Regions from separate parts of the Homo sapiens genome. Here region 1 is linked to region 2. A link is a contact called in ENCODE Hi-C or POLR2A ChIA-PET data. All regions are on one chromosome and are shown on one strand. Each heading gives the region's core, a stretch centred on a gene start or an enhancer-like site at or near the end of the contact. The rest is flanking DNA. Distances are from core to core; before and after follow the strand shown. Region 1 holds the start of DLX1 (distal-less homeobox 1). Region 2 overlaps HAT1 (histone acetyltransferase 1).

The links. Hi-C counts contacts between places; a loop is a spot of excess contacts on that map. ChIA-PET counts read pairs that join two places held with the same protein, here RNA polymerase II (POLR2A). Pooled maps may share reads with other maps.
Region 1: a map of naive thymus-derived CD4-positive, alpha-beta T cell shows a loop between it and region 2 (3-fold over the local background). The contact joins the promoter of DLX1 here to the enhancer-like site in region 2. A Hi-C loop is called at or near these places in 1 of 168 maps with a recorded cell type or tissue (naive thymus-derived CD4-positive, alpha-beta T cell), 1 of 37 single-sample maps with no recorded cell type and 4 of 50 pooled maps. POLR2A ChIA-PET finds 5 or more read pairs at or near these places in 4 of 52 experiments (AG04450, HCT116, HEK293T and 1 more).

The regions. Positions count from the first base shown.
Region 1 is chr2:172,084,022-172,087,150 of GRCh38, reverse strand. DLX1 (distal-less homeobox 1) reads right to left here and starts at 1,644. Exons shown (of 3, transcript NM_178120.5): 1 at 1,161-1,644; 2 at 298-497. The coding sequence starts at 1,473. RefSeq lists enhancers at 773-1,384, 1,416-1,535, 1,385-1,998, 1,999-2,610, 2,611-3,129 and 1 more and a silencer at 1,816-1,925.
Region 2 is chr2:171,938,491-171,941,681 of GRCh38, reverse strand. All of the region lies in intron 2 of HAT1 (histone acetyltransferase 1), which reads right to left. Among named protein-coding and RNA genes, the nearest start is that of HAT1, 18 kb to the right of the region's middle. Within about 2 kb of position 1,846, at least 2 of the 41 ENCODE cell types and tissues checked have a DNase peak (open chromatin) inside an H3K27ac peak, as active enhancers do.

The DNA of each region.
Region 1 (3,129 bases), core at 395-2,894, 150 kb before region 2:
CGTGTGACCTCTGAGTTCCCAAACAAATCGTCTGGGGAAATCCTTCCTGCGCCCTAATCAGATTGTCCAGGGACAGAGGGCCGGACGGCAGGCAGCTCGGGATACCGAGAGCAGTGACAGAGCTAGGGCAGAGGGAATGAGGGAGGAAGGAGACACGCTGAGAGCCAGGGGTGGACACAAACACATACACACAGTGACACCCCGACCCTGAGTCCCAGCGAGCAACAAATGAAGACCCGGGCGCAGGCCGGCCGCGGAAAGCCTGCGTGGCAGAACGGAGCGGCAGCGGCGAGGTACCTGAGTCTGTGTGAGTCCCAAAGAGGCCGCGAGCTCCGCCCTCTCCGGCAGAGCTAGGTACTGAGTTTGCTGGAACCTCCGGTTCAAAGCCTGCAACTGCAAACTGGAATAAATCGTCCTGGGTTTACGGATCTTTTTTCCCTTGCCATTGAAGCGCACTTCACCGCCTTCCACCACCGTGCTCTTCTCCGAGTCCGCCCCTGGAGGGACAGCAGAAGTAGGGCCCGTTGTTAATACGAGGGGCCGCCTTTAGTGCGAACAGCCGAGAGCGAGTGGCTACCGAAGGGTGGCGGAGGCAGCACCAGGGAGAGAACGTTCAAGAAACTCTGAAAGCCAGGGAAGGGTCCCCCAAAATCCGAGGGCCTGTCCCGGGACGCTGCAGGAGGGATAGAGCCGTTCCCAGGAGCTCAGCTCCTGCCTTTGCAGGGAAAGTTTGCTATTTTTGCAGGCGGTAGTTGAGGTTTAATTACCCTTAATTGCATACATTGTTTATAGCGCTACGCAATAAATAATTACCGAGACTAATACGTGCACATGTGGGTTTCTGTTTTCCAGCGGGGCATTGTGTGCTCTGCACACCGAGCCGCCCAGAGGCCCAGCCAGTGCCAGGAGACGCTCTGGGATTTATCCTTGGCTGGATAGTTGCAAATTGAGGGAATTTTTAAAAAAATTTATTTGCTGTGACAAGGATCTATAGATTGATATTCGAAACCTCCACTGCTCCCGCGCCCTCCCCACCCCCACCCCACCTCGCTCTCCTCTCTTCTCTTTCTCTCTCTCTCCCTCTCCTCTTCTCCCCCGCTCCTTCTTTCCCTCTCTCCCTTGTACCTCCTCCTCTCCCTCTCCCTGGCAAGCGCACGTACCTGGGTCCTCCAGGCGGCTCTGGGCGAGGCTGGCGCTGCCCGGGTAGGACTGCACCGAACTGATGTAGGGGCTGGATGCGTGGCTGCTGACCGAGTTGACGTAGGGGTAGCCCAGCGGTCGGGAGAAGGACGAGGCTGAGCTGTAGGCGCCGTCGGGCTGCGAATGGCCCGCCGAGTGTAAACAGTGCATGGAGTAGTGCCCGTGGGACATGGGAGAAGGAGACATTTGCTGGTTGGGCGGCCCAAACTCCATAAACACCGCCTTGCCCGACACGGGGCTGTTGAGACTTTCTGGCATGGTGGTCATGGTCATCTCTTCTCGCGGGGTCTGGGTGTGGGACTTTCTCTCCTCTGCTTCCCTTTTGGGGGTCTCTATGTTTCTCAGGACAGGAAGGAACCCAATTTAAGCGGAACAGGGGTTTTCACTTTCCATTCATAAGAAAATGGAGTTTGTCTCTTTGAAAAGTCTAAGCATGATGCTGCTGAGCTCCCCAAACTCGGTTCAAAGCTTTGACTCAGCGAAGGTCATAAATATTCATGAGCTGGCGGAGCTGATTGGTCCGCTGTCTTGCATAATCACTGGGGATTGGTCCGAGGCGCTCGGGCTCCGCTGGACTAGAGCGGGCGAGGCGGCCCGGCCTCGGGTAAGACGCATCCACACTTCCCGGCCGGGGCTCCTCTGCAACAGAGCGCGCCGGGCAGGAAGCACAATGGGCTGCGGCGTCTGCGCCGGGGCCCCTGCGGCCCGCGGCTCATCGGCCTCCCGCCTCCCTCGCGCGCTTTCCTCCCCAGGAACCAACCAGCGGCTCCGCGCCGCCGCCCCCCTACCACTGTCCCCACCCTTCAGCGGTCCCTAACACCGGACACCCGGGACCGCTTCTCGTCGCTGCCACTCAGTTCGGCGCAGAGCTAGGGCGGCTCAGGAGGAGACTGACCTCTGCCTCTGGAGCGCGGAGTCGCGCACTGGGGGCGCCCGAGGCGGCCAACAGACAGAGGTTCTCCTAAGAGCCTTGTGCCTAGCGCAGCGCCTATCCGGCCGCGCCTCCCCGGTACGCTCTGCCGCATCCCTGGAGTCGGGGCTTAGGGGCCCTCCCTGCGAACTCACTCACTCGGCCGCTGCGCCAACGCCGCTGTCGCTCCCTGGGGCCCGCTCGCATTGCTCCAGGCCCAGCTGGCCACTCCAGCTCGAGGCTGCACGGGTCTGATTAAAGCAGTGCGCGTGGAGAGCCAGGAACCCGCGCTTCTCCTCCCAGGAAAGGCGGCTGCACCGCCCCCTCCCCCAACACACACATCCTCTTTCCCTCCCAGCCTTCCTCCTCCTCCCCCTCCCTTCTCCACTCCCCATGCGCGGAGAGCCCCGGGCTCACTCGCCCCGAGAGCGCGGCTCAGCGTGGAGCCCAGGGGGCCTAGGGGCTCAGATCTGCTGGAGCCACCGACGCCAGGTGGTCATTTTCCGGCCTCCTGAGGTCTAGCGCGACTTCCAGAGTTTAGGAGTCCCTGGGGGACACCGAAACCCGCAGCAAACCCAGGCCTGTGGTAGGCTCCCTTATCTATGTGTAGACGTCTCTCGTTGCCACCCAGGATCTTCCTCACCTCCAGTGGCCAAAGCGCGCGCCACCAGGCCTAGGGGGCAGGGCTAGTGGAGGCAAGATCTGCCGCTGCTCCTTCTGTCTTCTGGGGTGCTAGGTACAAAAAAGTGCACAAGAGCCCCCACCCCATCGCCACTACTACCAATACAGCCAGTCCCTCGCGGTGTGGCGTACACCACCCTGGCTGTAAGTGGATGTTGGTTCCCCATCCCGCCAGCCCCACGGTGAATCCCAAATTACTTTGTTAGGTAATTAGAAAGTGTTGATAATTATTTCTTTCATAATTTAGCGGTGTGACGGGAACGGGGAAATGATCTTGTGAAAGTTCACACGTGCAGATGTATTAGTTACTGATTCATTTGATTAAATGGTAGTCTCAA
Region 2 (3,191 bases), core at 597-3,096:
CCTTCTGTCAGATCAGTGGTGGCATTAGACTCTCATAGGAGCAAAAACCCTACTGAGAACTGCTCATGCAAGGGATCTAGGTTGACGGCTCCTTATGAGAATCTAATGCCTGATGATCTGAGGTGGAGCTGAGGCAGTGATACTAGCACTGGGGAGCGGATGCAAATACAGATTAACGTTAGCAGAGAGGTTTGACTGCAAAGAGACCATAATAAATCAATTGCTTGCAGACTCATATCAAAACCCTATCAGCCCAGCCTGGCCAACAAGGAGAAACCCCGTCACTACTAAAAATACAAAACTTAGCCAGCTGTGGTGGCACACACCTAAAATCACAGCTACTCCAGAGGCTGAGGCAGGAGAATCACTTGAACCCAGGAGGTGGAGGTTGCAGTGAGCCGAGATCCCGCCACTGCACTCCAGCCTGGACAACAGAGCGAGACTCTGTCTCAAAAAAAACAAAACAACAACAAAAAAAACACCAACCCTATCAGTGAGTAGTGAGTGGCAAGTGACAACTAAGCTGCATCTGGTGGCAGGCTTTATAATGGCAAGTGAGTTCATGTAGTTCCATTGTACAGCTACATCTAGTGGCAGGCTTTAAGTCAGAATCCAACATTTATTTTAGTCCCCATGTTGCCAACCCATTATTTTATTTGCGACTTCCATCTGTGCCTCTTTCTCACACTGTACACTTGTCTCAGTCACAGTTTTGGTAAGTCTTTTTGCTAACCCTAGTCAAAATGAGTGAAAAACAAATATCACTGAAGAGCTTCTTTGAAAAAGGGGAAAGACCCAATGATGAGACAGCAGAAGACTCTAAGACTGCCAACAAAAAGAAAGCTGCATTTAAAATACCAAGAGTCCTACTTAAATTATGGGTTCACTGCAACAGGTGATTCACATTCTCCAAGCCCTCTGTGTATAGTACATGGTGACCAGCTATCCAACAAAGCCACAAAACCTTCAAAACTGCTTAGTTACATCGAGACCAAGCACCCTGCATTAAAAGACAAGCCTTTGGAGTTTTCAAAAGAAAAAAACATGAACATGAAGAACAGAAGCAATTTATTGAAGGCCACCACTTCATCAAATGCGTCTGCACTGAGAGCTCCATTCTTAATGGCTAACCAAATTGCTAAAACTAAGAAGCCCTTTACTACTGGTGAAGAGTTAATCCTGCCTGCTGCTAAGGACATTTGTCGTGAACTTTTAGGAGAGGCTCGAATTCAAAAGGTGGCGCGTGTTCCTCCTTAGGCTCATACCATAACTAGAAGAACTAATGAAATAGCAGGGGATATTGAGGCACAATTGTTAGAGAGGGTTGAGTCACCATGGTGCACAATCCAGGTTGACGAGTCTACCAATGTTGACAACAAGGCAACAACGCTTGTTTTTGTGCAATATATTTTTCAGGAGGATGTGCATGAGAATACGTTATGTGTACTTTTCTTGCCAACCAATACCACACTGCAGAACTATTCAAGTCTTTGAATGATTACATATCAGGGAAACTGAATTGGTCATTTTGTGTTGGTATATGCATGGACGAAGTGGCTGCCATGACTGGACAGCTTTCTGGTTTCATTATTCAGGTCAAAGAGGTCACCTTGGCCAGACGCAGTGGTTCATGCCTGTGATCCCAGCACTTTTGGAGGCTGAGGTGGGAGGATCGCTGAGTCCAGGAGTTTGAGACTAGCCTGAGCAATACAGTGATACCCTTTCTCTACACATAATAAAAAATTAGCTGGGTGTGGTGGCATGTGCCTGTAGTCCCAGGCAGAACTGCTTGAGCTCAGGAAGTTGAGGCTACAATGAGCCATGACTGCGCCACAGCAGTCAGCTTGTGCAATAAAGTGAGACCCTGTCTTAAAAAAAAAAAAAAGAAAAAAAGGAGTTGTTTCCAAATGTGAGTCTACGCACTATTTCATCCATTGAGTAATGCTGGCTAGCTAAAAAATGTCACCTGAACTTGACATTTTGCAGGACGTAATTAAAATTATCAACCACATTAAAGTATATGCCCTTACCTCACACCTGTTCACATTGCTCTGTGAGGAAATGGACACAGATCACACATATCTTCTCTTATACACAGAAGTGAGATAGCTTTCTAAAAGTAGATCACTGGCTAAAGTTTTTGAGTTACAACAGCCGCTCCAGAGATTTCTTTTAGAAAAACAGTCACCACGGGCAGCACATTTCAGTGACACAGAATGGGTCACAAAACTTGCTTATTTTTGTGACATATTCAACCTGTTTAACAAACTTGATCTATCACTTCAAGGGAGAACAACAATTGTGTTCAAGTTGGCAGATAAAGTGGCTGCATTCAAAGCCAAAGCAGAAGTATTAGGGTGACGAGCGAACACTGGGTTTGTTGACATGTTTCAAACATTAGCAGAGATTTTGAAAGGCCCTGGCTCACAGGGTCCTCTTACTTCCAGCTGGTGCACGATCACCTATCTCAGCTTTCAAAAGAGTTTGAGCATTAATTCCCAACCACAAAAGAACCCTGAACTGGGAAGGAATGGATCCGTGACCCATTTTTGAATAAGTCAGGTGAATCGACTTTATCCGTGCTGGAATAGGGTCAACTGCTTAAGACAGCAAATGAAGGTGGCCTTAAAAGTGTGTTTGAAGCCGGGCCTGGTGGCTCACATCTATAATCCCAGCACTTTGGGAGGCCAAGGCAGGCGAATTGCTTGAGTCCAGGGGTTCAAGACCAGCCTGAGCAACATGGCGAAACCCCGTCTCTACTAAAATTACAAAAATTAGTGGGGTTTGGTGGTATACACCCATAGTCCCAGCTACTTGGGAGGCTGAGGCACGAGAATCACTTGAATCCAGGAAGTGGAGGTTGCAGTGAGCTGAGACTGCACCACTGCACTGTAGTGTGGACAATAGAGCAAGACCCTGTCTCAAAAAAAAAAAATATGTTTCAGACAACTTCAAATCTCCTTATGTTCTGGATTAAAATCAAGGCAGAACATCCTGAGATTGCCAGAAAAGTACTGAAAAGCCTGCTTCCATTCTCAACATCTTATCCTTGTGAGGCAGGGTTTTCTGCAATGACAGCAACCAAAACGAGATTACAGAGTAGACTGGACATAAGCAATACACTTCAGGTGTCACTGTATCCATCACCCCCAGATGGAACTGTCTAGTTGCAGGAAAACAAGCTCAGGGTT